Linked DNA regions of Homo sapiens: region 2 is linked to region 1. A link is an interaction called in ENCODE POLR2A ChIA-PET data of the cell type or tissue named here. Cell type or tissue: MCF 10A. All regions are shown on one strand. Links, peaks and the distances in the headings refer to the core of each region. The heading gives the core; the rest is flanking DNA. Region 1 holds the start of PRELID3A (PRELI domain containing 3A). Region 2 overlaps SPIRE1 (spire type actin nucleation factor 1).

Region 1 (15,567 bases), core at 4,028-9,027:
AGGCAGGGCTCCAAATTGCATGTGGTCACCGCAGTCCTCACTGCTGTGCACTTGGGAAACAATGCCAGTTTCTCTTAGGGACATCTGTGAGTAAATGGCCAAGTGATTAGTTTTATGACTGCTTGACCCCTGAGTACTCTTCTCTTTGATATTCTGTGTGAGGGAACAGAAGTGCACCAGAAGCCCCTCTGCTGCTGCGGCCCAAGTCCCTCGACTCTGGGGTGTCTGGGGGGCGCCGGCACTTGTTCACTCTGAGTGGGAGCCCCTGTCTCTCTGCTGCTTTCCACTGCCTGCCTCTTGTACTTGAAAGAGCAATAAACAGAAAGAACAATAAACAGATAAACTTTGCTTATTCAGACTTGGGGATCTGGCAGATGATTTCTTGAAAATTAACAAAGTAAGCCTGTGCTTCAAGGAAAACAACTGATAGCATTTGCTGCCAAAGATAAAATTTGAGCTTTAAAGTGATAATTTGGCCAGGCACGGTGGCTCACGCCTGTAATCCCAGCACTTTGGGAGGCCAAGGCAGGCGGATCACCTGAGGTTAGGAGTTCAAGACCAGCCTGGCCAACATGGCGAAACCCCGTCTCTACTAAAAATACAAAAATTAGTAGGCCGTGGTGAGACTCACCTGCAATCCCAGCTATTTGGGAGGCTGAGGCAGGAGAATTGCTTGAATCTGGGAGGCAGAGGTTGCAGTTAACTGAGATCATGCCACTGCACTCCAGCCTGGGCGACAGAGTGAGACTCTGTCTTGGAAAAAAAATAAATAAATAAAGTGATAATTGAAATTTCAGAAAACTTGTATCTGCTACCAGGAGCTGGATGACTGCCTCATGCTGCACGCTCAGTGGAGGCCTATATTCCAAATGCTTCCAAGTCATACTTGGGTTAAAGACTCATTCATACACAGGACAGGCCAATGGGTTTGTTGTTGTGGTGGCTGTTTTAAGAGATGGTATGGCTCTGTCACTGTAGCCTCAAGCTCCTGGGGTCAAGCAATCCTCCTGCCTCAGCCTCCTGAACAGCTAGGACTACAGGCACAAGCCACCACACCTGGCTAATTTTTGTATTTATTTTTTGTAGAGACATATTCTACTATGTTGCCCAGGCTGGTCTCAAACTCCTGAGCTCAACCGATTACCCCCGCTAGGCCTCAGAGTTCAATACTCTATTCATTATAGTTTCAGGTTTTGTATTCCAACTAAGTGTTAAGAAGCTACCGTTTCTTTTGTCATAACAGGAAAGAATAGCCATAATTACTTAAAAAGACTACTAAGATGCTCCCACCTTTTCCAGCTGCATGTTTGTGTGAGGCTGGGGTTTATCCATACACTTCAACCAAAACTATATATTGCCAAACACAGACTGCAGAAGCAGATATGAGAATCAAGTTATCTCCTATTAAGCCAGATATTGTAGATATTAGTAAAAACAGAAACAGCACCACTCCTTTCACTAATTTTTGGAAAATACAGTTTTTTATTCAGAAACATTATAACAGGTTTATTATTGTTAAATTTAATGAATTAACTTTTTCAATTTATCATTTTTAATTTCTAATATGGTAAATATTGACAGACATAACCCACATAAGCAAAACTGTTTAGGGTTTTGCTAAATCAAGAGGTCCTGAGGCTGAAGAGCTTGAAATCCATTGGCCTAAGTGGGCCCTTGATTGAGTGGGAAATAGACACAGGGCTGGTCACTGCAGTTCGATTTGTAATAAGAGGAAAACTTAATGCCCTTCAATAAGAAAAAGAATAAATGGTGGCACATTCATACAGCTATTAATATCTATCTATATCTACATATATTTATGTAGACATCTATAGACATCTCATATGGATGGATTTTCGAAAAACAATAGGGCTAGGCGCAGTGGCTCACGCCTGTAAACCCAGCACTTTGGGAGGCCCAGGTGGGCTGATAACTTGAGGTCAGCAGTTGGAGACCAGCCTGGCCAACATGGCGAAACCCCGTCTCTACTAAAAATACAAAAATTAGCTGGGCGTGGTAGCAGGTGCTTGTAATCCCAGCTACTCAGGAGGCTGAGGCAGGAGAACTGCTTGAACCTGGGAGGCAGAGGTTGCAGTGAACTGAGATCCCGCCACTGCCCTCCAGCCTGGGTAACAGAGTGAGACTCCACCTGGAAAAAAAAAAAAAAAGGCCGGGCGCCGTGGCTCATGCCTGTAATCCCAGCACTTTGGGAGGCCAAGGCGGGCGGATCACGAGGTCAGGAGATGGAGACCATCCTGGCTAAACTAAAAATACAAAAAAGTAGTCAGGCGTGGTGGCGGGCGCCTGTGGTTCCAGCTACTCTGGAGGCTGAGGCAGGAGAATGGCGTGAACCCGGGAGGCGGAGCTTGCAGTGAGCCGAGACTGCGCCCCTGCACTCCAGCCTGGGCGACAGAGCGAGACTCCGTCTCAAAAAAAAAAAAAAAAGAAAGAAAAGAAGACAATATGACACATGCGTATACACAGATGCGGTAAAGTGAACCTCTGGAATATAGACCCCCTCAGAAGGATGCCCACCAAACTGATCCTCACGGCTGCCTGCAGGGAGGGAGACACAGTGGAACACCAGTGGGGAGGGGAAGAGCAGGCTTCAACTCATCTGTAATGTTCAATTTCTCTTCCCTGCTCCTAGCTGTAAGGCAAGCCTGCTTTAGGCATGACTCCCCATGCCCCAAAGCCCGTCCTGCCCTGAGAAGGGCATGGCCAGACATTCCTGGCAGCTGTCAGAATCAAAGGTGTGTGCAGCCTTGAACCCTGCAGGAAATCTATTTGTGATGGGCTTTGTTATTGATGATTTTGTCATAGGTCTGCCTGAAACCTCAATGCTGGGAAGAAGACATTTTAAACCCTGTCCTTTTTTTTTTTTTTTTTTTTGAGACGGAGTCTCGCTCTGTCGCCCAGGCTGGAGTGCAGTGGCGCGATCTCGGCTCACTGCAAGTTCTGCCTCCCGGGTTCATGCCATTCTCCTGCCTCAGCCTCCCGAGTAGCTGGGACTACAGGCACCCGCCACCACGCCCAGCTAATTTTTTTTTTTTTTTATTTTTTAGTAGAGACAGGGTTTCATTGTGTTAGCCAGGATGGTCTCAATCTCCTGACCTTGTGAAACGCCCGCATTTTTAAATGCCCCTTTCTATATTTTGGCCATATACTTTTAATTTTATTTAAACTACTTTCACCCCTGTCTAGGTAACACACACGTTAATTCAGTGGCCTTTCCCCGGGCTCTCTGTTTTTGTCTGAGTGTTTACACTGCTGTCTGCTATGATGATCTCAGGGGCGGAGTTTCTTCTCAATGTGGACACAGGAAGAAAACTTGATAAGATCAAACTGTTTGTGCCTAATTATTTCTTCATTTCAAAAGTACTGTAATCCCAGCACTTCAGGAGGCCGAGGTGGGTGGATCACTTGAGGTCAGGAGTTTGAGACCAGCCTGGCCAACATGGTGAAACTCTGTCTCTACTAAAAATACAAAAAAATTCACCAGGCGTGGTGGCACACGCCTGTGGTCCCAGCTACTCGGGAGGCTGAAGCACAAGAATTGCTTGAACCGGAGAGGCAGAGGTTGTGGTGAGCCAAGATCGTGCCACTGCACTCCAGCCTGGGTGATAGAGCAAGATTCTGCCTCAAAAAAAAGGAAAAAAAAAAGTAAATGTATTATTTCCAATCAAATGTTCACCTAACAGTACAACAAACTTTTTTTAAGTATAGAAAGAAAAAGAAAGGTCTATAATCCTCAAAGGAAAAAAATCAGGGGTTTCAATGGACGAAACAAGGGGAAAACTACACAGTAAGTCCAGCCAGGAAGCCAGACTTCCAATTTGTACTGTCATTTGGATGCTATGACACCTCATGGTACCACCTCATGGTACCACATCATTCATAACCCGTCCAGCCACAGGCCAATGACAGCATCCTCGGCCAGCCACATTCCACATTTGTCAGGCTTCATTACGGCCCTTTGCTTTCAAGTTCAAAAGTCTATGGCAGAGAATCAGCACCTAGTCCACAGCAGCTCCAGGGATGACCGGGATTCCTTTGGTGGATAGCTGCCCCTGTCCTGGAAGGACATCTGATCTCCATGTAAGATTCCTCACCCCTTCCGAGCACCTGCTAGGCGCCGGGCCCCGGCGGGGTGCCAGGAATACAAAATGAATGATGGGAGAAATGAAATACTGACACTCTACCACATGGTGAGCCTCAAGAAAATCATGCTAAGTGAAAGCAGACAGACACAAAACACCCCATATTGCAGGATGACATTTACATGCAATGTCCCAACAAGGCAAATTCATAGAAACAGAAAAGATTCCTGGTTGCCTGGGGCAGGGGTGAAAATGGGGTAAAATGTGAAGCTAATGAGCATGGGGCACCTCTGCAGGAGGACAGAAGTGTTCTAAGACTGGACTGTGTGTGTGATGGTCATACTTAGCAAAACTTAATGAATTATACACTTAAAATGTGTATAATTTTATGGTATGTAAAGTATCCTTCGGTAAAGCTTAAAAAAAATAAATGGGAGTTAGCAGCTGCAACAATTTTCAAAAGCATCAACTGTGATTTTTCACAGCTAGCTATTCATTTGTGCTTGTCCACAGACATTTCACAAACCTCTAGGGCAGACCTCGGCCATTCCATGAGAAAACTGAGCCCCAACCACCTGGCACTCCTGGTATGCAATGACTTAACTGTCCACAGCATCCAGACGGCTCAGTGATGCCCCCATCCTTGTTGCTGATGGAAACCCACTTGAGAAACACTGCAAGCCATACAAAAAATTAGATCCCATCAAGTCTAAAGACTTCATGAAAAATAATTTCAGAGGTTTTGAAACCACTTGATATATTTTTATTATAATTTTACATGTTTAAAGTCAGGCCAGTCACGGTGGCTCACACCTATAATCCCAGCACTTTGGGAGGCCGAGGCGGGTGGATCACCTGAGGTCAGGAGCTCGAGACCAGCCTGGCCAACATGGCGAAACCCTGTTTCTACTAAAAATACAAAAATTAGCCGGGCGTGATGGCCCACACCTGTAGTCCCAGCTACTCAGGAGGCTGAGGCACGAGAATCACTTGAACCCAGGAGGGGGAGGTTACAGTGAGCCAAGATCGCGCCATTGCACTCCAACCTGGGTGACCCAGCGAGCCTATGTCTCAAAAAAAAAAAAAAAAAAAAAAAAACCCAGCCTGGGTGACAGAATGAGACTCTGTCTCGAAAAAAATAAATAAAAAGAGTCAAAGGATGACAATTTCCTTCCACGCAGTACTTTTTTTCCCCCCAAAATAAAATATTTAATGCTTAAGTGAGGTCAGATAATTAAAAAATCTTTGTTGCTGTAAATAAACATTAAAGAATAATTTCAGTGTGTCACAGATCACTGACTTAAGGAAAAGATACCACTTAGGTTAGGAGGGCACTTTTTTCTTCTTTTTATTTGCACAATTCTATGGAGTATATGTGCAATTTCGTTACATGCATAAATTTCGTAGTGGTCAAGTCAGGACTTCTAGGGTATGCATTACCCGGGAAGGTGTCTTGCACCCATTAAGCAATTCTCATTATCCTCCCTGCACCCACCCCCTCACCCTTCAGAGTCTCCATCATCTGACGTTCCACTCTCCACATCCATGTGAACACATTCTTAAGCACCCACTTAGGAGTGGGAACATGCGATACTTGTCTTTCTGGGCCTGGCTTCACTTAAGATAATGACCTCCACTTCCATCCGTGTGCCGGGGGAGCATTTTTAAACAGTTCGAGGTTTTCCACGCTAGCTTGGAGGCCTTCCATGCCTACAAGTGAGTTCAGAGCCAGGGCCCCCGAAATGCCTTCTGCCCCTTTAGCTTCCTCCAGAGCTCACAGCCCGCCGTGGGCCCTCCGTGAAACGCGCGGAAGGTTTATGACAATCTCAGCAAAGGCGCCAGCTTGCAGGCCTCTCCCCTGCCCTGCTCCCGACCCCAAGGAGAGCAGCGAGCGCCAGGCCCCCGGCCGCCCCCCCGGCTCCGGCCGCCCCCGCCCCGGCCGCCCCCGCTCCGGCTGCCCCCGCCCTGGCTGTCGACCACCAGCGGGGCCTCTGTGCCTGCAGCCAGGCCCCTGCGCACGCCGGGGGAGAGGCCGTACCCGGCGCAGAGCCTCGCCCAGACCGCGGTCCCGGGGAAGCGCGCGTGCCCTCTCCGGGACGCCGAAGTTGCGGTCTGGGAACGGCCGGCGCGGGGCGGGGATCTCCGCGAGGCCCGCTGTGAGGTCCGGCCTTTCCTGGACCGCTCCAGCCGGGCTCGGGAGCAGGAGCCGGCGTCTGGACGGCCCCACCGCGGCCCTCAGCCCGGCCTCACCCAAACACGTGCTCCGAGCTCCAGATCTTCATTGCCGCCGGCGCAGGGCGCGGGCTCTGCGATCCGGGCCGGGTGCTTCGGGCCGCGCGGCTCCGGGCGCGGCGTGGGCGGGGCCTCGATGGGCGGGGCGCCCTTGGATGCCGCCCACCCCGTCTGGTGGCTAGGCTGGCTGCAGCGGCTAAAAATAGCTCTGCGGGCGCGGCTGTGGCGCAGCCCCAGACCTGCGCTGCTACCCTGGGGTGCGCGATGCGCGCTTGCTGCAGATGCCGCGGGCGTAGGAGGCGACGCTCGTCCTTACTCCCACTGTCCAAATTCTCCCAAGGCCCTGTCCAGCTACGCCGGTTTGTACTGTCGGGGACGTGTGATGAAAAACAAACCTGCCAACCCTCAAAACTCCACTGCAGTTTGGGTCTTGAACAAACATTAAACCAGCATGTGAGGCCGGGCGCGGTGGCTCACGCCTGTAATCCCAGCACTTTGGGAGGCCGAGGCGGGCGGATCACGAGGTCAGGAGATCAAGACCATCCTGGCTAACACGGTGAAACCCCGTCTCTACTAAAAATACAAAAAATTAGCCGGGCGTGGTGGCGGGCGCCTGTAGTACCAGCTGCTCGGGAGGCTGAGGCAGGAGAATGGCGTGAACCCGGGAGGCGGAGCTTGCAGTGAGCCGAGATCCCGCCACTGCACTCCAGCCTGGGCAACAGAGCGAGACTCCGTCTCAAACAAAACAAAACAAAACAAAACAAAACAAAACAAAACCAGCATGTGATGTGCATCACAAGCAATCCGCCAAATAGGCTGCAAAGACAGAAATCTCAGCCTGTATCAAACAGCCGGGAGGATGCAACCTACCCCACGCATGCTCCCGAGGTAAACGAGACAGCCCTCCGGGGAGGGGACTCCACTACACCATTTGTCGCAGAGTTCATCCTAAATTCGCCTGATGATGGAGTGGCCATTGGTAAATGCAGTGGCCATTTGCGTTTGCTAATTGCCTTTATCCAAAGGAAAAATGAATTTTCATACCTTTATGACAGGAGGTAGGTTTACAATTTGAAGCCAGGTGCTCTCTGGTAGCTGGGCTCCTACCCTCCCACAAAACTGGGAGACGGGGATGACATTTCAAAGAGATGACTCCCAAGTCCTTGAGAAAATACATTCTTGAGTTATAAAACTGGGGGGAAATCTTATTTAGCTTTAAAAAAATGTACGTGTATCTCAAAAAGAATTTGTGATTACAACTTGGCAAATCCTCTAAGGAAAAAGAGTCTCCCTTTCGCATAAACTACTTTTTAGCTTTGCAAAGTACCCTGCACTGCCACAAACGAAGTTGAAGTGCACGGAAGTGAGATGCTTGTTCTAAGAAGAGGGTACTCTTCTCCAGGATGAGATAGGGCGAGAGGGCAGGGCCCTTGTCTGAGTCGGCTGAGTCTCAGCCTAGAGCAGCGCCTGGCGCCCCTGGGGCGTCCGTGGGCGTGGGGAGCGCATTTGTGCAGTGAGGCAGGGAAGTGGAAGAGCACACAGCATGACCCGAAAGACCTGGGCTACAGTCCTGGCTCCACCGTCCACTCACATTGACCTCTACCTCCTACAGCGTTAAGCTCAGGATGATCTTCCAAAGTTGGTGCTATTCTTCCCGTTTTACAAATGAGTTAACTGAAGTTCAAGCAGGTTTCAAAGCTCTCTACCCCATGATCACACGCTGAGGTGAGAACCCAGGTTACAAGATTCCCCCTCCCCACTGTGCTGCACTGATTCTAGATTATCACTGGGCCAGCTGTTGAACACTTCTTGTATGCCAAGCACTATTGAAAAAACATGAGGCAACACGCTTGTTCCAGGTCACATATCTAGGAGTTATCCCACCCAGAATTCAAAGCCACATCCTGATTTCAAAGTCCAGTCTTGCCATTTATTATCCTCTAGGAGTAGGAACAGATCTAGCTGTGGAACATTCATTCATCCAGTCCGTCTTGTTACCTGTCAAATGAGGATCATACTGCCCACCCCACTGGTGTGTGGTAAGGATTAGATGCATCCATGTGTGGACATTACGGTTTACTAGTATCTTTAGAACATCCGTTCCTTCTATCACTAGCTAAGGCTAGCCAGATAACTATCCCTTAGCATCTTTTTTTCTTTTTTCTTTTCTTTTCTTTTCTTTCTTTCTTTCTTTCTTTCTTTCTTTCTTTCTTTCTTTCTTTTTCTTTCTTTCTTTCTTCTTTCTTTCTTTTTCTTTTTCTTTCTCTCTTTTTCTTTCTTTCTCTTTCTTTCTTTCCTTCCTTCCTTCTCTCTCTCTCTTTCTTCCTCCCTCCCTCCCTCTCTTCCTTTTCTTTCCTTTCTTTCTTTCTTTCTTTTTCTTGTTCTTACTCTGTCACCCAAGCTGGAGTGCTCACTACAACCTCTGCCTTCCAGGCTCAAGCAATCTTCCCATATCAGCCTCCCAGGTAGCTGGAACTACAGTCACGCACCACCATCCTGGGTTAATTTTTGTATTTTTAGTAGAGACAAGGTTTCACCACGTTGGCCAGGCTGGTCTCAAATTCCTGGGCTCAAGTGATCCACACTCCTCAGCCTCCCAAAGTGCGGAGATTGCAGGCATGAGCCACCCGGTCCAGCCTCTTAGCCTTTTCTTTTCTAAAATATTCTAGAGAGGAGACACTGCAACCACCCTCATCAACGGATTCCAGGATCTCTGAAAACTTTGTCAGGAATCATTTCCTAGATAGATCCTAACCCCAAACCTGGATGCTTAACACCAGCATGATCACAATTATAGTATTGAGCACTGATGGAGCATTTGCCTTGGGCTGTGGAGTGACTCATTTAGTCATGGACAGATACTATTACCATCATCTTCATTTTACTGTCAAGGGGACTGAGGCACAGGAGGATCAAGTAACTTCTCCAAGAACACACAGCTAGGAAGTAACAGCTGCAATCAGAAACCAGGCATTCTGGCTGGAAGACCAGAGCTCTTACAATATGCCGAATTTGGTTCTGCCTACTAGATTGCTTAAACTGGGGGAGCTTTCGTGATTAATATTCATCGCTTTGCCTAAAGGCAGAGGCTATCCATTGACTTGCTACAATGTATCACAGAGCCACTATTTTAGCAGATCCCAAATTTAAGGCAGATCTGATTTCTTCTTACCAGTTCTGTCTTTCACTGTTGTTTGTTTGTTTGTTTTTTTTGTTTTGAGACAGAGTCTTGCTTTGTCACCCAGGCTGCAGTGCAGTGGTGTGATCTCGGCTCACTGCAACCTCTGCCTCCCAGGTTCAAGCAATTCTTGTGCCTCAGCCTCCCTTGTAGCTGGGACTACAGGCACACGCCACCACGCCTGGCTAATTTTTTGTATATTTAGTAGAGACGGGGTTTCACCATGTTGGCCAAGCTGGTCTCAAACTCCTGACCTCAAGTGATCTACCTCCTTCAGCCTCCCAAAGTGCTGGGATTACAGGTGTGAGCCACCATGCCCAGCCTTTCACTGGTTTTAAATTACATTATTCCTATAATTGTATATTTCATCACAGATTTTAAATGCAATGACTAAGTAAAATAGAGTACATAAGTGATTCCCATTATTTTATTATGAATCTTAGTACCATATTGTCTACTTCAACCTGTAACTTTTGTGGGTTTTTTGTTTTGTTCTGTTTTTTTCCAGACAAGGTCTTGTTCTGTTGCCCAGGCTGGAGTGCAGTGGCATGATCATGGCTCACTGCAGCCTTGACCTCCTCAGCTCAAGTGATCCTCCTGCCCCAGTCTCCCAAGTAGCTGGAACTACAGTTACGTGCCACCGTTCCAGCTAATTAAAAAAAAATGTTTTTAGAGACGGGCTCTTGCTATGTTGTTCAGGCTGGTCTCAAACTCCTGGACTCAACCATCCATCCCACTGAAGCCTTCTGAGTCACTGTGATTACAGACATGAGTCATCATACCCAGCCAACCCTGAGACACTTACGTTGCATTTTTTCCTAAACAGCAAACTCCAAAGAAACTGGAGACTTATTTTTTCAACCTATCTTTTCATATCTCTGTAGAAGATTGTCTGAGCTACCTAACTCTCAATAATAGGAGAATGTACTGCATTTGATACTCTCAAAATCCGTAACATTTCCAAAACCAAAGGCATGGATGCGTTTAAAGTTTTGTCCTTTCCTTTCTGGGATATGTGTGCAAGAGGCTATGTGTGGATTTTATATGATCATTCTCAGCTGTTTCTATTTATGTCTCCCACAGATTATGAGGTCCTCAGGGGTAGGAATGGATCTTTGTAAACCAGGAACTTAAATGAAGCATGTGCCCAATAAATATGTATTGAATTTAATTGAATTTTGGTTTTAAAAAAGTGTCATCATTTACAATAAGCATTTCCAATGAAAGCACATTGAGCAGGAGGCTGAGGAGACTGTGCGGTGTGGCGAGAGCTCGGTTTACTTGCTCCATGTCTGGACCACGTGGAGCATCCAGGTCTTCTCTTTTTGCCTTGTAGGAAGACTGAGTCCCAAATCAGGTAGCTCCTCGGAATAAAGACACTATTTAGTGGTGGAGCTGGACAGACGGAAAACTGTAATGAAATGAGAACAGACTTCAATCCCTGGACTATTACAACACAGTCTCAATGTTCTCTGCCTCTTCCCCTGCCACCCTCACCTTCAAATCTTTTTTTTTTTTTTTTTTTTTTGAGATAGAGTCTCGCTCTTGTTGCCCAGGCTGGAGTGCAGTGATGCGATCTCAACTCACTGCAACCTCCGCCTCCCAGGTTCAAGAAATTCTCCTGCCTCAGCCTCCCAAGTAGATGGGATTACAGGCACCCACCACCAGCCACCATGCCCGGCTAATTTTTGTATTTTTAGTATTTCATGTTGGCCAGGCTGGTCTTGAACTCCTGACCTCAGGTGATCCACCAGCGTTGGCCTCCCAAAGTGCTGGGATTACAGGCGTGAGCCACAGCATCCAGCCTCACCCTCAAATCTACTTCACACCCTGCTATCGGAATTCCACTGGGCGTCCAAGCCCTGGGGCAGATGTGGTCACTCCTCTGCAGCTTCCCCTCTGCAGTTACACATCCACCCGGATGCACCTCCCTCAGACTCACCACAGTGTGTTAAAATCATCTGCGTATTTCTCTGCTTCTCCCACTGGGCTAAAAAAATTTCTCTTTTTTTAAAAAATTATGTCTCTCTCTGTGGTCCAGGCAGGCCAGAAGTGAAGTGGTGTGATCATAGCTCACCGCAGCCTTGAACTCCTGGGCTCAAAGGATCCTCCCCGCTTCAGCCTCTTGTCCTGAGTAGCTGGGACTACAGGGGTGTGCCACCACGCCTGACTCTTTTTTCTTTCTTCTTTCTTTTTCTTCTTCTTTCTTCTTTTTCTCCTCCTCCTCTTCCTCCTCCTGCTCCTCCTCCTCCTCCTTCTTCTTTTTTTGTAGAGACAGGGTCTTGCTTAGTTGCTCAGGCTGGTCTCAAATTCCTGGCTTCAAACAATCCTCCTACCTCAGCCTCCAAAAGTGCTGTCATTTTATGGAATTACAGTTATGAGCCATGGCACCAGACCTAAAATTATTCTGAGATCAAGAACTATGTTATTTTTCTTCTTGCTGTTTCCAGAGTCAGAAGCATAGTAGGTACACGATAAATAAATAAAGTTCATCTTAAAGTCCTATGCTGACAGATACATCTTTTTTTAAGTCCACATTCTATTCTTGTCTCTCCCTGTTCCTCACTCCGTGTCACCTCCCATGGTCCAGAGCCAGCTGCATCGCGCAGGAGTGTGTTGGAAAGGTAAACTCTCAGGCCCCGCCTCACACCCAGGATGCAGCATCTCTGGGGTGGGGCCCGGGAACTCGTGGTTTGACCAGCTCTCCGGGAGACGCTGACACTAAAGGAGACCCCTCCCCGTCCTAGGGGCACTGGCCTCAGCCTACCTGAGCTATGGTGATTCCTGCACATGCCCTCACCTTCTTCATCCCAGGAACTGGTTCAGTTTCCTCCACCCAGAGAGCCCTGCTCTGTGCTGGTCCTGGAGGCATCCTCCTGGGAGGAGAGCAGAATACACAAGGCCCAGAAGCTGGAGGCTGGACTGTAGGGTCCCATGGCAAATGGCAAGAATTGAGTCCAGAAAGGGAGACGGGAGCCACAGCTCATGGCACAAGTTGTCACATGAATTACAAAAGGCTTTATAATTCATGGTGAGCTCAGACAGGTTTTAGAATTTGAGATTTGTGAGGCAAAACCGTTTAACTCAAGCTAGGTCCAGGAGGTAGGCTTGGCCGTCTCTGGGAGGCCAAAGTCAAGTGGAGATGAAGACGGCGAAGCCGGAAAGGGCCTCCTTTCTGGGAAGGCTTCTAGCCCCCTCCCCACCTCGGGTTTAGAGGTGACTACTGGATGCCGTGGAGCTGTCCTCTGCCATAGCACCTATCACAGTGCTGTGTATACTTATGTCCCCTGAGGAAGTGTCTTTGTTTGACTTTGTTGTGGGGGACCCTCATGTATTTATTATCTTTGTATTCCCAGTACCTGGAAAATATTAGGGACTTGACAACTTTTTTTTTCTTTTTTCTTTCTTTCTTTTCTTTTTTTTTTTTTAAGACGGAGTCTCACTCTGTTGCCCAGGCTGGAGTGCAATGGCGTGATCTCGTGTCACTGCAACCTCCGCCTCCAGGGTTCAAGCGATTCTCTTGCCTCAGCCTCCCGAGTAGCTGGGATTACAGGCGCACACCACCACACCAGGCTCATTTTTGTATTTTTAGTAGAGATGGGTTTCACCATATTGGCTAGGCTGGTCTTGAACTCCTGACCTCGTGATCCGCCCTCCTCGGCCTGGCATTACAGGCGTGAGCCACCGTGCCTGGCCTTTTTTCTCTCTTTAAGAGGCAGGGTCAGCCGGGTGTGGTGGCTCATGCCTATAATCCCAGCACTTTGGGAGGCCGAGGAGGGGGGGATCACTTGAGGTCAGGAGTTCGAGACCAGCCTGGCCAACATGGTGAAACCCCGTCTCCTACTAAAAATACAAAAATTAGTTGGGTGTGGTGGTGCGTGCCTGTAATCTCAGCTACTTGGGAGACTGAGGCACGAGAATTGCTTGAACCCAGGAGGCAGAGGTTGCAGTGAGCCGAGATTATGCCCCTGCACTCCAGCCTGGGCGACAGAGCAAGACTCTGTCTCAAAAAAAAAAAAAAAAAAAAAAAGAGACAGGGTCTCACTCTGTCACCCAGGCTGGAGTGCAGTGGTGTGATCATAGCTCACTGCAGCCTCAACCTCCAGGCCTCAAGTGATCCTCCCTTCTCAGCCTCCCAAGTAGCTGGGACCACAGGCACTATGCCCAGCTAATAAAAACAAAAGATAGTGTAGAGACAGGGTCTTGCTATGTTGCTCAGGCTGGTCTTGAACTCCTGGGCTCAAGCAGTTCTCCTGCCTTGGCCTCCCAAAGTGCTGGGACTACAGGTGAGAGCCACGGTGCTAGCCAGACAACTGTTTTTTGAATGAATGGGAATGACCTGCTCCTACTGCCTTTTTATTGTTTTTTCCTTTGGAGGATTTTCCAGTAAAAACAAGAAGACCTGCTAGACAAATTCCAAAAGAACTGTACCACTTCCACCTGGCTTTTGAGAAGAGAATGGGCAGTGTGGGGACAGGCAGAGGTGTCGTTCCAACCTGGGCTGCATGATAATGGATAACCCGAGGAGTTCTGGCAAGCGCTGAAGCTTGGAAGCAGCCGTAGGGACTTTCCTTCAACTGGACTACAGTGTGGCCTGGGCATTAGGTTTTGAGAAGCTCCCTGAGGATTCCGGAATGCAGTGAAGTTTGGAAACCAGGGAGTGGAGGGAGCATGGGTAGGCAGGGAGGCCAGGCAAGAAGCTGTTGCTCTAGATAGAAGAGACATGGGCACCTGCCCAGAGCAGTAGGACGAAGCAGTAGGTGCTTATAGTCAACGGGGTTCAGGGAGAAGGAAAAGAAGCACACCCCACCCCCCTTTCCTCTTTGTCTGTCACCTGCTCCTCTCCAGCACCCCTCCACTTATGGGGTCTGGCAGGTTGGCTTGCTGTGTCCCTCTCCATGCCCCAGCCACCTTGTGCCATAATTCTGGGTGATGTCAATATCCCCATGGATGACCCACCCAGAGGCCTGTGGTCCCTGGGCCTTCCTGTCTTTTTTTTTTTTGAGATGGAGCCTCATTCTGTCACCCAGGCTGGAGTGCAGTGGCAAGATCTTGGCTCACTGCAACCTCCACCTCCCAGGTTCAAGTGATTCTCTGCCTCAGCCTCCCGAGTAGCCGGGATTATAGGTGCCCACCACCACGCACAGCTAATTTTTATATTTTTAGTAGAGATGGAGTTTCACCATGTTGGCCAGGATGGTCTTGAACTCCTGACCTCAGGTGATCTGCTCGCCTTGGCCTCCCAAAGTGCTGGAATTACAGGCGTGAGCCACTGTGCCTGGCCTCTTGCTCACATTTTGAACTCTTTCACCTCAAAAATCTCAAACGCCAGTATCCCACTATAAGGACCTTCTTCCTCCCTAACAGAACCTTGACTTTGTGGTGTACCTACCTCAAACTCAGTGCCTCAGGGAAGCCGCCCCGCTTGCTGCAAGGCTGCCTTGTGGTCTGAGGGTCTGAGGTTCACTTAGGTGCCTTCATGTGACCCAGCACAGGCCTGGGAGACATGAGGGTGACTGCTGAGAGGCTGCCAGGAAAAAGACCCTTGGTCCAAAGAGCAAGTCTTCTCCATTGTTTAGCTTCTGGAACTGGTGTGGCCATCTCAATGCCAGCAGGAGGGTAAAAATCACCAGCAAGAAAGAAAACGTAAAGCCAGGCATGATGGCTTATGCCTGTAATCCCAGCACTTTGGGAGGCTGAGGTGGGCGGATTACCTGGGGCCGGGAGTTTGAGACCAACCTGGGCAACATGGCGAAACCCCATCTCTACTAAAAATACAAAAATTTAGCCAGGAGTGGTGGCAGGCACCTGTAATCCCAGTTACTTGGGAGGCTGAGGCAGGAGAATCACTTGAACCCAAGAGTCAGAGGTTACAGTGAGCCAAGATCGCCCTAGTGCACTCCAATCTGGGTGACAGAGTGAGAGTCCATCAAAAACAAAAAAAGAAAGAAAGAAAGAAGAAAGAAGGAGAGAAAGAAATTTTAAAAAAGCAAGAAAGAAAGAAAAAAAGAAAGAAGAAAGAGAAAAGAGAAGAAAGAAAGGAAGGAAGGAAGGAAG
Region 2 (15,567 bases), core at 6,263-11,262, 230 kb before region 1:
AGTGGGTGTTCCCTGTGCCTGGAGCGGAGGATGTGTGTGGGAGTCGGAGTCAGAAGGGCTGGAAAGGCACGTTGGCTGGGATCAGATGATGAAGGACTTTGTGCCAGCCACATGGTCGAGTGTGTATTTATAGTCTGTACAGGCAGTGGAGAGCTATGGAAGGGTTTTAAGCAGGAAAATGATGTAAGCAGATTACTCTTTTTAGAAAGATAAATGTAGGGGCTTTGTAGATGTATTGAATTGGGTAAAATGGAGGGCATAGACACCAGTAGGCATTTTATATATCTTTAGATCTTTGTAGCCTTTAAGTTGCTAAACCAGTTAGGAGTGTTATGGCTGTTCAAACAGGAGATGATGGAGGTCTGAATTAGGGCAGTAGGAATGGAGAGAAAGAATCAGATTGAGAGTGATTTAGGAAATAGGACATGGTATAGCTCTTCCACTTTTTATGTGTGGGTGAGAAAGAGGAAGGATTGTTCAAAGGCTCTGACTTCTTGCCTGGGTGCTTGGGTGACAGGGTAGGCAGGAGGGGCAGGTTAGGGTGGGAAGATAGATGATGGTTTATACTTGTTGGAAATTAAATTGGCCTGGAAAATATTTTTTCCTGTGGAGTCATGTTGATTCCCACCAAGCTCCTTTGCTGCCTTCCAGATAGTTGCAAATCAGCTGTTGAATGTCACACCATAACATGGAGAGAACTAAGAGCTGGCTACAGAAGATGCAGTTTCAATTCTTTTGGCTCTGATGCTTACTATTGAATAGTTATGACCTCAGGCAAGCCATTTAACTATTTCTGATGCTGATACTGTCTTATTTTTTTTTTTCTTTTATTCTTTTGTATGTGTGTGTGGAGACCAGGTTTTGCCAGGTTCCCCAGGCTGGTCTTGAACTCCTGGGCTCAAGACATCTACCTGCCTTGGCCTCCCAAAGTACTGGGGTTACATGTACATGTGTGAGCCATGGTGCCCGGCCGCTCTCTTTCTTTATTTGTAAAATGGAAGTAATATTTGTCCAGCCCTTCTTGTGAAATTGTTATGAGACTCAAATGAAGAAATATATGTGGGGGCATTTTGTTACCTTGTATGTACTGCACAAATACATTTTTACTGAGCCATTGCTATCCTTTGTAAAAAGATGAATACTTCCAAATTATTTGAGTCAAGATTGATAAAGAAGTTCTAAAACAATATTAAATATATGTTTGGAAGTCTATAAAATGATTCTTGAGGTTGAAAAAATTTGAAATGTGGGTGTCCATGTGATTAGACCTTTGTTGCCTTAGGTGCTCCACCAGGTTTTTAGAATGGACTATGGAGGGTTACTTGCAGATTATCAGGGAAAGGTAATTAGTGCTTGACCACCGTTTATATTTTTTATGGATTTCCATATATTTTATATTATCTTGAATTTGTTTTTTTCCTTCTTTTGCCACTTTCTGACTTGTTTGATACTCATTTATTGATCATTTAATTTAGCTTCTTTCAATCCTTTGGGGAGTATAGGAGGGCTTATTTATGTAAATAATAAAACAATGTAACTATAACTTTCCCTATAAACTCTTGGAACACATTTCATCTGAGACCTATAAGATAAGCCATAGTTTAGATGAAATATTTGAACTGTTGTATTGCCTGATGTGTATAAACTTAAATGTTTTTGATGGGAAATTGTTAAGTTCCTTAAATTAATGATAGTTGCCCCCTAACCCTGACCTTTTTTTTTTTTTTTTTTGAGATGGAGTTTCCCTCTGTCACCTAGGCTGGAGTGCAGTGGCTCGATCTCAACTCACTGCAACCTCCGCCTCCTGTGTTCAAGCGATTCTCCCTCCTCAGCCTCCCAAGTAGCTGAGACTACAGGCATGTGCCATCATGCCCAGCTAATTTTTTTTTTTTTTTTTTGGTTGAGACAGGGTTTCACCATGTTGGCCAGGCTGGTCTCAAACTCCTGACCTCAAATGATTCGCGCCCCCACCCCCAGCCTTCCAAAGTGCTGGGATTATAGATGTGAGTCACAGTGCTCAGCTTGACTTTCTTCTTTAATTAATGATCTTTTCATTATATTTATATTTAAAGAATAGTACTGTATTCATAAGTATAATAAAAATGTGTAACTTACAAAACTCATTACAAAAATATTTCTTGACTATATATAGTATATGTAGTAAAGGTTAAATAGCTAAAAATGTTTATAGTAAAGGTTAAATAGCTAAAAATGGCAAAGTGTAGTCTATGTCAAGCCTATGTTGTTTTTATAGTTTTTAAATCAGATCTCCCAAATCTTGACAGAGGGAAAGTAACACATTTGGGTAAGTGGATATGGCTGGTAGAGTTGTGATATAACTAAAGGGAATTAGGGCTTGGAAGATAGAAGTTCCTGGGATGCTTCTCTGCAGGGCTCTTGTTGGCTAGGTTGTCTCATACTCAGATGCCACAGAGGGGCAGGAGATTCTAAAGAGAATGGACACAGATGTGTGTATGAAATGCATGAAAACCAGAACTCTTCAATTGATAGGGAATAGTAGAACATTTGGGATTGTCACCTGCTAGAACTCTGTTTATGATTTGGCTTGGGGAGGTTCCCCTCCAAGTTCTCATTCCTAAAATCTAGTGATATGTCTATGTATTTTTGAGCTTGTGAAGTTTAAGCAATGTTTGAATTGCTGTTACTAGGGAAAAGTTTAATCCAAATCAACCCAGTTTACAAAGAGTACTTTGACTTTCATTGTCCTTGTCTTCTAACACAGGAGTGTCAGAAATGTGGCTCCAGGCTATAAACATTTTTAGCTATTTATGTATAAACATTTAAAAATGTTTATACTATAAACATTTTTAGCTATTTATCCTTTACTACATATACTATACATAGTCAAGAAATATCTTTTTGTAATGAGTTTTGTAAGTTACACATTTTTATTATACTTATGAATACAGTACTATTCTTTAAATACAAATATTATGTCTTCTATTCCTATGGCAGCATTTCTTCTTCTTTTTTAAAATTTTACTTTAAGTTCCAGGATACATGTGCAGAATGTGCAGGTTTGTTACATAGGTATACATGTGCCATGCTGGTTTGCTGCACCTGTCAACCCGTGATCTAGGTTTTAAGCCCCACAGGCATTACATATTTGTCCTAATGCTCTTCCTCCCCTTTCCCCTGCCATCCCTGACAGGCCCTGGTGTGTGTTGTTTCCCTCCCTGTGTCCATGTGTTCTCATTGTTCAACTCCCACTTATGAGTGAGACCATTTCTAAATAGTCCTGGGCACCTCCTATCCTGTACTTGCCATCAGAATACTTCTGAAGATGACATTCTAGACAGCCACTGTTACTCAGAATTGGCACTAGAGATGAAACTTATTTGCTCTGCAAGCTTCCAGTGTTGCCAGATTACATAAAATAGATAAAAGATAATATCCAAATTTTGTGGCGGGTTTTAATCACTGATACTAGGTCCAAGGGGAGACTCTAGTCCCTGGGAAGGTGACTGGTAATAACAATCCAAGGCTGTCATTTTTTTTGAAAGGTAAGGGATTTAGTTACAAATCTAGGAAGCAAAGTGTAGTCTATGTCAAAAATAAAGTGGGAGCTTCCATTTCTGAATTAGGATAGAAGTCACATTTATGGCAAAGGTGATTGAAGGCTGAAAGTCCTAGAGCCTGGCTTGGGGCAGAGTCTGTGGGTGGGGGTCAGATAATCTCAAGGAAGAAGATGCAAGTTCTGGAGAGTGCCTGTCACACAAACGTATTGTTGGTGAATGAACAGATGAATGCTTTTTCCATGAGAGATATTTAAAATTAGAGGTCATGTCCCTGACTGTTTTTTGTATCAAATCCATAACATTCACGCTGAGGCGGGCGGATCACAAGGTCAGGAGATTGAGACCATCCTGGCTAACATGGTGAAATCCCATTTCTACTGAAAATACAAAAATTAGCTGGGCGTGGTGGTGCGTGCCTGTAGTCCCAGCTACTCAGGAGGCTGAGGCAGGAGAATTGCTTGAACCTGGGAGGCGGAGGCTGTAGTGAGCCAAGATCATGCACTGCACTCCAGCCTGGGCGACAGAGCAAGACTCCATCTCAAAAAAAAAAAAAAAAAAGCATAACATTCTTTTTTCCCTTAAAATGCAACTTGGCAAAGATGATTTTGTTGGGGGAAATTGGTTTAAGCTAATAAATACGTAGTTTCACTGTCCTAACTTTTGAAGTTCTGTTCATTGATTCCAAGTCCTCAGTGGCCACTGCACTTTAGAAATTCATGTATGAGGCTGGGTGTGGTGGCTCACGCCTGTAATCCCAGCACTTTGGGAGGCTGAGGTGGGCGGATCATGAGGTCAAGAGATCAAGACCATCCTGGCCAACATGGTGAAACCCCGTCTCTACTAAAAATACAAACATTAGCTGGGCATGGTAGTGTGTGCCTGTAGTCCCAGCTACTTGGGAGGCTGAGGCAGGAGAATCGCTTGAACCCTGGAGACGGAGGTTGTAGTAAGCCAAGATCGTGCCACTGCACTCTAGACTGGCGACAGAGCGAGACTCCATCTCAAAAAAAAAAAAAGAAAAAAAGAAATTCGGGTATGATTAGGCTGTAGAAATTTTTTTATTGCTAAATTTCAGCCTGTTAACTACAAAACTATGGGTTTTTTTTCCTAGTAATAATACAAAAATTGTCCCAGAAGCATATTTAATAAACTCCTTTCTTATAAAAGTATTATAGTTCTTAAACTAATGGTTGTTGTTGATCAGTTTTGGTCAAATGTTTGAGAATATTATTCTTGAAAACATGGAGCATGTTCAGGATGTTGTTTGTCAATCCATTAACAAATCCTGTTCTACTTCCAAATTATTTCATGAACCCTCTCCTTTTCACCCTCATTACTGCCATCTCCCTGCCTGGCCGCCCGCGTGTAGTGCTGCAGTACAATGATAGTAGCCTCCTCGCTGGCCTTGAGCTTTCCATCTGGCTGTCTCCACTACGTTCTTCACATTATAGCAAGACTGACCTGGAAACTACCTGGACGCAGCTGACCCTCTTGCCTGGTATCCTTCAATAGCTTCCCATTTTCCTTAAAGTCAAATCTGAACTCATCATACTATCCTTACAAGCCTGTGTGATCTGCCCCCTGCCTGTCTAAACACAGTTTATGTTACTCATCCACCAAACACTTCCCAGGCCTGTCACACGCCACCTCCTGCTTCCGGAACAGATTCTTCTTCCCGCCCTGCAGTTGGTTCTACCCAGCTTCAAGGTCTCTGTTTAAATATCATCTTTTGGAGGAATCTTACCTGACCACCCCAGATGGGGTCATTTCTGTTACTTTCTCTCCCTTTTGGATCCATTTATCACGAGTTCTGTTTTGTTTGATTACTTTTTTGGGGCTGTGTTCAATAAAATGTAAGCCTTATGAGGCAAGAACTGTGTCTAGCTTGTTTACTACGACAGTGTGTCATCAGTGCTTATGAGTAGTACTTAGTAGGTGGTGAATAAATATTTACTGAACAAATGAAGGTGGCAGAGGTATGCTGGCAGGAGAGCAGGGTGTATTCATTGGTATCTCAGTTTTAGCATGAAAAAGAACATAATTTCACATGGTTAGAGGGACTGAAACATTGTCTAGAATTTGGTCACATAGTAAAAAGCTGGAGAATAATTCTGAGAACCATTTATCTTAAAAGTTCCAGAAATTCTGTTTTTTTGGTAGGTATAGTTTGCCTTTTGCTTATTCAGCTAGTTTGAATCATATTGATAATGTGACTGCATGATAAGTCAGCCATATGCTGAGGTTTCTACTTTAAAGATAAGTAGCTACCTTAATTTGAAAGTATTATTTGCATTCTCTGAGCAGACCCATGGTGAAATGATCTGATTATCAATATTTAAGATTTATAATGTCTGCTGAAGATGACAGTGTTGCCTTAGTTATGAATTCTTTATGACAGACATTTTATATCAGGACTAGTTTGTTTCGTAAAGCCATTCTGTGTCAGTTTATAGGAAGGCATAGGCTTTTCTGTTTCCTGGGACATAAGGGGACTCGTCTAATAAATTTTTTTTTTTTTTTTAAAGACAATGTCTGGCTCTGTTGCCCAGGCTGGAGTGCAGTGGTACCATCTCAGCTCATTGCCTGCCTCCTGGGCTTAAGCCATTCTCCCACCTCAGCCTTTCTTTTTTTTATTTTTATTTATTTATTTATTTATTTTGAGATGGAGTCTCATTCTTGCGCCCAGGCTGGAAGTGCAGTGGCGTGATCTCTGCTCACTGCAACCTCCGCCTCCTGGGTTCAAGCAATTCTCTGCCTCAGTCTCCCGTGTAGCTGGGATTATAGGCATCTGCCACCATGCACAGCTAATTTTTGTATTTTTAGTAGAGATGGGGTTACACCATCTTGGCTAGGCTGGCCTTGAACTCCTGACCTCGTGATCCACCTGCCTTGGCCTCCCAAAGTGCTCGGATGGCAGGTATGAGCCACTGCGCCTGGCCGCATTCCTCAATTCAACAACAGCTTCTTCAATTGGAAACTACCAGTATAGCATCAAGGGATTTACACTTGACAAGTTCTGAGTCTTTCTTCAAAGGTTGGCCACTTCTGTTTTACTGCACCAGACCTAAGGAATGAATCCCTCTAAAACTTACAAATCCTGTGACTTCACCCAGAATTTTTTTTTTTGAGATGGAGTGGCGCTGTCTCGCCCAGGGTGGAGTGCAATGCCTGAACCCAGGAGGCAGAACTTGCAGTGAGCCAAGATCATGCCACTGCACTCCAGCCTGGGCGACAGAGCGAGACTCCGTCTCAAAAAAAAAATTTTTTTTGAGGAATGCATTTCCCCATTCCTCAGAAACAGTAGAAATGGTAGTTAGCCTGGACAGTACCCCTGCAGTTCCCCTCAATCCCAACAGCCACTGAAAGTGGGAATGGAGATATATTAGTCCATTCTTGCATTGCTATAAAGAACTACCTGAGACTGGGTAATTTATAAAGAAAAGAGGTTTAATTGGATCACTGTTCTGCAGGCTGTACAGGAAGCATGGCTGGGGAGGCCTCAGAAAACTTACAGTCATCGCAAAAGGTGAAGGGGAAGCCAGCACGTCCTGGATGGCTGGAGCAGGAGGAAGAAAGAGGGAAGGAGGAGGTGCTACAGACTGAAACAACCAGATCTCATGATAACTCGCTATCACAGGACAGCACTAGGGGGATGGATGGTGCTACACCATTAGAAACCATCCTCATGATCTAATCACTTCCCACCAGGCCCCACCTCTAACATTGAGAATTATAATTGAACAGGAGATTTGGGTGGGGGCATAGAACCAAACCATATCAAGAGGATTAGAATAAGAAAACCACACCAACATACATGAGGAGGAATCAGGAGCCTTAGAGTGTGCTCTTCACTCTGTCACCAACTCTGTGTCATTATGTGCAACTCATTTGACTCCTTGAGCTCTCAGATTACTCATCTGTTTTTAATTAATTAATTAATGGTTTCTGAGGCAAGGCCTTGTTCTGTCACCTGTTCTGGAGTGCTGTGGCACTATCACAGCTCACTGCAGACTGGACCTCCTGGGCTCAAGTGATCCTCCTTCCTCAGCTTCCTGAGTAGCTGGGACTACAGGCTTGTGCCAACATGCGTGGCTAATTTTTTATTTTTGATAGAAACTGGGTCTCGCTATGTTACCTAGGCTGGTTTCAAACTCCTGAGCTCAAACAATCCTCCCACCTCAGCCTCCCAAAGTGCTGGGATTACAGGCGCAAGACACCACACCCAGCCAAATTACTCATGTATAAAATGAATGGATTGAGCAAGATCATTTCCAAGATCCCTTTAAGCTCTGATGTCATGTGATTGGGATTTTTGGATTCCTAGATTAGCTTTTGAGCAGGAATTTGGATGGCAGACCTGTGTAGTTGGTCAAATACTTTGTACTTACAGCCTTTTCATATTACCGTGAGTTACTCACCAATTCAAATTGAATGACCAAGAGCTGTTGAATTCTCACAAAAATTTTTAGTACTTTTACAGCATTTTCAGTTTTATAATGCAGGTCATTGAAAAAAATCTTATTTTATAGACTCTTATGCCCTTTTGGCACTCCTCTATCATTGTTTTTAAGCACTTCATTGTTTTCTGGTACAAAAAGATGTTCCTGACTTACCTTGTAATTTCCCTGTCCCAGCCCTGAAATCAGCCAATTTCCCAAGGAATCCTGATTCTGTTGAAGGGGAATGGGCTTGGCGTGCCCCATGGGCTTCTCCCACTTTTGATGAGCAGAGCTAGGAAATGTTTTGAAGTTGTGTAATATCTCTAGTTACAGTTTGCCACCACAGGGCTCCTTTTCTTCTCACGTTAGGTTTGTGTATTCCTTCTCCCATAGTGTAAGTCATGACTCCCAGCAATATCAGTGTATTTACTCATGTGCTCATTGCTGCAATACATTAAAATAGTTTCAGAATTTTATACTACCAACAAGAAACGTACTACAAAAACTTATAGATTTCTTTGTAATTCTCTTTATCTTCAGAATATATCCTACTGAAGATGTAAACTCACATACTCTTTTTTTTTTTTTTTTTTGAGACAGAGTCTCACTCTGTCACCCAGGCTGGAGTGCACCGGCGCAATCTCGGCTCACTGCAAGCTCTGCCTCCCGGGTTCACGCCATTCTCCTGCCTCAGCCTCCCGAGTAGCTGGGACTACAGGCACTTGCCACCACACCCGGCTAATGTTTTGTATTTTTAATAGAGATGAGGTTTCACCATGTTAGCCAGGATAGTCTCAATCTCCTGACCTCATGATCTGTCTGCCTCGGTCTCCCAAAGTGCTGGGATTACAGGCGTGAGCCACTGCACTTGGCCAACTCATATACTCTTAAAGAGGCTACTCTCTGTTACAGTTTGCCTGAGTGCTCCTCTCTTCCTCCCTCTCTCTCTTCCCCCCATGCAGAGTAGGCTCTCAGTAACTGTTTGCCGAAAGGCAGTCTGTACCCTTCCTTGAGCTGTTTCTGTCCAGTAGTACTTTGCCGAGTAAAATTAATTACCAATTTTATGGGAGTTAAGTATTCTTAACTACCAAAAGCATTAATGGTCTGAACAAACAATCATATGTATAAATAAATAAAATGTATGTTATAAATCACTGTTGAATGTAGAGTTTTATGTAACAATAAATAAATATATAAGTAAAATAACAGTCTTATACTTATCAAACCCTATTATATAAACCCTTAGCTAGTAAGCTCATTTTATATATATGTTCATGTAGTCTTTATTGCTCATATATAATTTTTAATTTAATTCATAGAACCTAAGGCCCCTTATTTTCTGGTCTCAGTTTCAGCCAGTGTTTCTCATTAGGATCATTAAGAGATGAGGAGTTGTGGTTGTCTTCTTTTATTTTTTCATTTTTGTTTTTTTTTCAACCAACTCATTTCAAATAAGAAATTGTGGTTTCAATTTTATTTTTTATTTTAAGAATTGGGAGCATACAAAAGCTATTATTTGTGATTTTTCTTTTGTGATGTCATAATACAGTCTGAGGCATAGAAATTCTAGTTAAGTACTAAAAAAATAACAAGGCTGTTAGAATAACCACTGTGGGCTAGGTGTGAGGGTAAATCCTGGGGAGAGGAAGAAGTGGGAGGATAGTATTGGGTGAAGGGAAAGGTATAGAGCTAAATGCATATTTGAATTTAGGTCAGTGAAATCTAAGTGTAGTCTGGGGAAATTAAATTTTCTAGTACTGACTGGGCATGGTGGCTCACGCCTGTAATCCCAGCACTTTGGGAGGCCGAGGCAGGCAGATCACTTGAGGTCAGGAGTTCGAGACCAGCCTGGCCAACATGGCAAAACCCCATCTCTACTAAAAATACAAAAATTAGCTGGGCATGGTGGTGGGTGCCTGTAGTCCCAGCTACTCACTCAGGAGGCCAAGGTGGGAGAATTACTTGGACCCGGGAGTGGGTGGTTGCAGTGAGCCAAAATCACACCACTGCACTCCAGCTTGGGTGACAGAGTGAGACTGCTTCTCAAAAAAAAAAACAAAAAAAACCAAAAAAACCCAATTTTCTAGTACGCAGTATAATTAATTGTATAATTGTGTTATTCGTTCTTTTTGTTAAAACTATTTAATAAGTGATTCTTTAAAATAGCTGTTTTTGTTTAAGAAGTATGTTTTTGTCAGCGACATTGACAGAAATGTATTAATTGTTCATGTTCTTTGGTATTATGTATCAGTGATGGAGAAAAATACTAATGTTGGTGCAGCCAAATATTGTTCAGTTCTAATTATTCTTTAAGTGAGCCTCTGTTGGAAAAATTACTCAATTAATTATATGGTTTTGCCTAATCATATATTAAAGAAAAACAGTCAGCATATATTAAAGAAAGTATGAATTTAAACATTATTCCTTTCATTGAAATGATCACTGTATCTTTAAACTGGAAATATATTTGCAGTCTTTTAAGATTTCCTAAGGTATACTTAAAATAAAATACCTTTAAAGTATTTTAAGGTGTTTCTTAAAAGAAAGCAAGACTTTCAAATGTTTTTGTTTGATTGATTTATATATCTGTATTAAATATGTACATATGTTTTAGATCTTATTACAGTTAAGCATTTTTTTCTCACCTTTTTTCTTTGTTATTTTTTAATGGGCCTATTTAAACTTAAATCTCTAAGTAGGACCTTCAGGGATATTTGGTCATTCTAGCATCTTTCATTTGCATAGATATTCTCATAGACATAATAAAGCCATAGCCAGAGAAGCTCAAATATTTTTATCAATGATTTAAAAAAGCTGAAATCTTTTTAAAGTAATCCTTTTCATTTTTATTACAGGTAAATTGGGATATTCACAATGTATGGAAACAGAGGTAAGTGAAATACTCAAATATTTCTTAGTAAAGCAGCTTTGCAGTCCTGTTTAGACTAACTTGAGTACTGAACTATCTCACTATAGGTTCTTGGTCTTCTGATAAGATTTCTTTTTTTTTTTTTTTGAGATGGACTTTTGCTCTTGTCGCCCAGGCTGGAGTACAATGGCACGATCTTGGCTCACTGCAACCTCTGCCTCTTGAGTTCAAGCGATTCTCCCGCCTCAGCCTTCTGACTGGCTGGGATTATAGGCACCCACCACCACGCTCAGCTAATTTTTGTATTTTTAGTAGAGACGGGGTTTCACCATGTTGGCCAGGCTGGTCTTGAACTCCTTACCTCAGGTGATCCACCCGCCTTGGCCTTTCAAAGTGCTGGGATTATAGGCATGAGTCACCGCACCTGGCCCTGATAAGATGTTTTGAGAGCAGGTGTGTTTTCTAGGTTTAGGAAGAGTAAAATGTGAAGAAAAATTACTTGCCTTGTCCATATTTTTGTAACGTCAGGTTGTGTTATAAAGAATAGCTTAATTATCATTTTAAAATTTAACCGTATTATTATTTGCAGAATTGAGTTAGCTAAGATCCAGAGCTCTTAGTAATTTCAGTTTTTTTTTCATAATTCAGTGCAGTATGTCATATAATAAATACAGCATTTAAATGTGTTAGACTCCATTGGAGCTGCCTTAATTTAAGAAAAAATAGGGACTTAGAAACAATGTTTTAGTAAGATTAATAATAAATTTGGTGCTTTGTTATTTATACAAGTAGGTTTATTATTATTATTATTTTTTTTTTTTTTTATTTTTATTTTTAGACGGAGTCTCGCTCTGTCGCCCAGGCTGGAGGGCAGTGGCACGATCTCAGCTCACTGCAAGCTCCGCCTCCCGGGTTCACGCCATTCTCCTGCCCCAGCCTCCCAGGTAGCTGGGACTACAGGCGCCCGCCACCGCGCCCAGCTAATTTTTTGTATTTTTAGTAGAGACAGGGTTTCACCGTGTTAGCCAGGATGGTCTCGATCTCCTGACCTCGTGATCCGCCCGCCTCGGCCTCCCAAAGTGCTGGGATTACAGGCATGAGCCACTGTGCCTGGCCTGGTTTATTATTTTTTAATAATTTAATTTCAAATTTCTGATTGTGAAATTTAAGGGGTTTCTATGTGTTCATTGCAGGGATTTCAAGCATAATACTGAAATACCAGGTCAGCATATATGTGTGGTGTTCTTTTCAGTAGCAGTTTCATCATCCTTAGATTGGGGGTGTTGGGTGTTTTGTTAGTGGCAATGCCCAAATAAAGGATTTAAGAAGTTGTATTTCAAATTTTATAATGCATCTACATATTGTTGTAGGTTTTAGTAAGTTTTAACTGTTGTTTTAAATGAAATGTAGGCTTCCCAAGGGATTATATTGTATAATAGAGAAACAAAAATAATTTATCCCTTTTGGCATTAATTTTTGTATTTTCTTTCTTTTTTTTTTTTCTTTTGAGACAGAGCCTTGCTGTGTCTCCCAGGCTGGAGTGCAGTGGCACAATCTTGGCTCACTGCAACCTCCACCTCCCAGGTTCAAGTGATTCTCCTGCCTCAGCTTCCCGAGTCGCTGGGACTACAGGCACATGCCACCATGCTGGCTAGTTTTTGTATTTTTAGTGAAGACGGGGTTTTACCATGTTGGCCAGGCTGGTCTCAAACTCCCGGTCTCAGGTGATCCACCATTACAGGCGTGAGCCACTGTGCCCGGCCCATTTTTGCATTTTCTATTCAACTTTGAAAGGAGGGACAATTTTTTCCAAGTTAGATCTAAAAAGGCAAGAACTTAATATTTTTATATTGTTAGAATTTTTGATATACTATTCAACATGACACAAAGGGGTGGGATTTGATTTGAGTCAGAAGAGGTAAGTTTTGTGGTTTCTGGGTGTGTATTTTTCTAGCTATGCAATTTTGAGTAAGTAATTTTTCTTCCAGAACTTTGTCTTTCTTATCTATAAAATGTTAATGGTAATTTGTATTAACCTCATAGCTTATGAAATTTTTAAAGAGATACTATATATTAAAATGTTTCATAAACCTTAAATGCACTATTGTGAATTAAGATGATACAAATATAGTCAGCATTCATCTGCATTTAGGTAATGAAATATGAAGATTTTACATACAAGGCACAGTTATCTAATTATCGTTTTATTATATTGTCATAAAATCCACATGATCTTAACATTAGTTTAGTACTCACTTTGTAAAGAAGCATTAGTTCATTTTATCTCCTAATTGACAGCCCTTATAATTTGATCCATAACATAGGTCACCAAAAGAATTGGAATCTAACTAAATAGAAGTTTTTCAGAATTAAAAAAAAAGTAAAAATTTGGAGGGGGCAAAACACAAGGAAACAAAAATTTCAATCTGATATTGATTTAATTCAGAAAAATAGGTATTTTCTAGGGCTAACAGTGGTTATCAGTGGGGAGGAGATTGGGATTGTGGATGGTCATTTATCCATATTGTTTGATTTAAAAAAAAGTATCTGTGTATTACTTTGGTAATTAAGATAGCAAAAAGCAGGAGTGGTGAGGCGGTAGAGCCAGAGGGAACTACTTTTTCTTAGAAGTTTGGTGAAATGACAGAAGGAATTAAAAAACAGCATAAGGAGGAAGTTTTCTGTTGCGTTTTAGGTTAGAGACGATGGGCCATTTGGTGGTGGTGGTGTGAGGGAGCCTGGAGTGCGTGAGCCAGGTTCAAGAGTGGTTATCTAATGAAGCAGACCCAGGAACACATGGGAGACGATGGTTGTCTGGAGTAGTGCTGCTCAGAACCAAGACTGGTCCAGGGCTCTGTGGTCTCTGAGACCCTCTCAGGGGATCTGCAAGGTCAAAACTATTTTCATAGTACTACTAGGATATCATTTGCCTTTATACTTTCATTCTCTTAAGAGCGTACCATGGAGTTTTTGGAGGCATGAGGAAGACTGTCAGAATGACTGCAGAAGCAGATGAGATCCAGCCTTTTTTTTTTTTGGAGACAGAGTCTTGCTCTGTCACCCAGGCTGGAGTGCAGTGCCATGATAACGGCTCACTGTAGCCTCAACTTCCTAGGTTCAAGTCATCCTCCCACCTCAGCCCTCTGAGTAGCTGGGACTACAGGTGCATGTCACCACACCTGGACAGTTTTTTATTTTTTATTTTATGTGTATTTTTTGAGACAGAGTCTCACTCTGTCACCCAGACTGGAGTGCAGAGGTGCGATCTTGGCTCACTACAACCTCTGCCTCCTGGGTTCAAGCGATTCTACTACCTCAGCCTCCCAAGTAGCTGGGACTACAGGCGTGCGCCATGATGCCCGGCTAATTTTTGTATTTTTAGTAGAGACAGGGTTTTGCCAGGCTGGTTGTGAACTCCTGACCTCGTGATCCTCCCGCCTCACCCTCCCAAAGTGTTGGGATTACAGGCGTAAGCCACTGTGCCTGGCCTGTTTTTTTATTTTTATGTTTTTTTTTTTTTTTTTTTTTTTTTTTGTAGAGATGGGGTTTTGCTATGTTGCCCAGGCTGGTCTCCAACTCCTGAGCTCAAGCAGTCCTCATGCCTCGGCCTCCCAAAGTGTTGGGATTATAAATGTGAGGCACCTTGCCCAGCCTCTGTGGCTTTCATTGAGCCTGACATTAAAAGGTTTTGTAAAATGTAAAACAATTCCACTGTTCTCATTTTTTTAATGTAGTTTTTTTTTCCTCCATAAAATGTTATTAACATTTAATGGGCTTAAATGAATTAATACATATTTTAAACATTCCTTGGTTTTAATTTCTAATACAGTAAATATTGATAGATTATAGCCCACATTAAAAAAAAGCTCTTTGGGCTCTAATTTTTTAGTGTGTAAAGAGAGTCTAAAACCAAAATTTAAAGGTTTGAGAGCTGTGGTATGAGAGCACAGATGGCAGAGGTACTTCTTCCTAAGAAACAGAATAGGGAGGTAGGAGGAAACTAGAGTTGTGGGGTAGGCAGCAGGAAGCCCAGGCATCCTTGCCATATGGGTTTAAGGCTCTTTTTGTCAGCAAGAAGGCAGGCTCATTTCTGAGACTGAGGTTATACGGGGTCACAAAGGGGACTGACTACTAGAGCCTCTCTTGGCTCTTAAATTATTTTTCTGTTGAGCAAAACAAATTGTTTTTCTATTTCTGCCATTCCCTCTGTAAACCCCTCACCCAACTCTTGCTAGTATAAGCTGCCTGAAGGAAGAGGCTGGCTGCCATTCTGGGGCAGCCTGTTCAGCCTTTCTGAATTCAGAGAGGCCTTGTTAGGTGGCCCTTGTGCCCAGGCTCAGCTCATGGGGCCTCCCTTTCCTTCTCGCTTCTCTGCCTCAGATTCTCCATTGAGGGTGGATAGCTGCAAAAATTATTATTATTTTTTGAGACAGAGTCTTGCTCTTGCCCAGGCTGGAGTGCAGTGGCATGATCTCAGCTCACTGCAACCTCTGCCTCCCAGGTTCAAGCGATTCTCCTGCCTCAGCCTCCTGAGTAGCTGAGATTACAGGCATGTGCCACCACGCCCAGCTAATTTTTGTATTTTTAGTAGAGATGGAGTTTTGCCGTGTTGGCGAGGCTGGTCTCGAACTCGGAACCTCAGGTCATCTGCCTGCCTCAGCCTCCAAAGTGCTGGGATTACAGGCACGAGCCACTGTGCCTGCCATAAAAATTATTTACA

The links. Peaks named below come from ENCODE experiments on the same cell type or tissue, not always from the same donor. Only the 100,000 strongest peaks of a DNase experiment are listed, where the experiment ranks them.
Region 2: POLR2A ChIA-PET joins it to region 1 with 9 read pairs; 8 of 35 experiments call an interaction of 5 or more read pairs at or near these places.

The regions. Positions count from the first base shown.
Region 1 is chr18:12,398,791-12,414,357 of GRCh38, reverse strand. It overlaps PRELID3A (PRELI domain containing 3A), which reads right to left and starts at 6,429. Exons shown (of 7, transcript NM_001142405.2): 1 at 6,351-6,429. The coding sequence starts at 6,382. It also overlaps the pseudogene RNU7-129P. RefSeq lists enhancers at 5,602-5,851, 5,709-6,368, 6,369-7,030 and silencers at 6,052-6,631, 12,054-12,348. In MCF 10A, for the core only: no CTCF peak of the experiment used is centred there; a DNase peak (open chromatin) is centred at 6,457.
Region 2 is chr18:12,630,363-12,645,929 of GRCh38, reverse strand. SPIRE1 (spire type actin nucleation factor 1) reads left to right here. Exons shown (of 17, transcript NM_001128626.2): 2 at 10,834-10,868. Among named protein-coding and RNA genes, the nearest start is that of SPIRE1, 20 kb to the left of the region's middle. In MCF 10A, for the core only: no CTCF peak of the experiment used is centred there; DNase peaks (open chromatin) are centred at 7,809 and 8,329.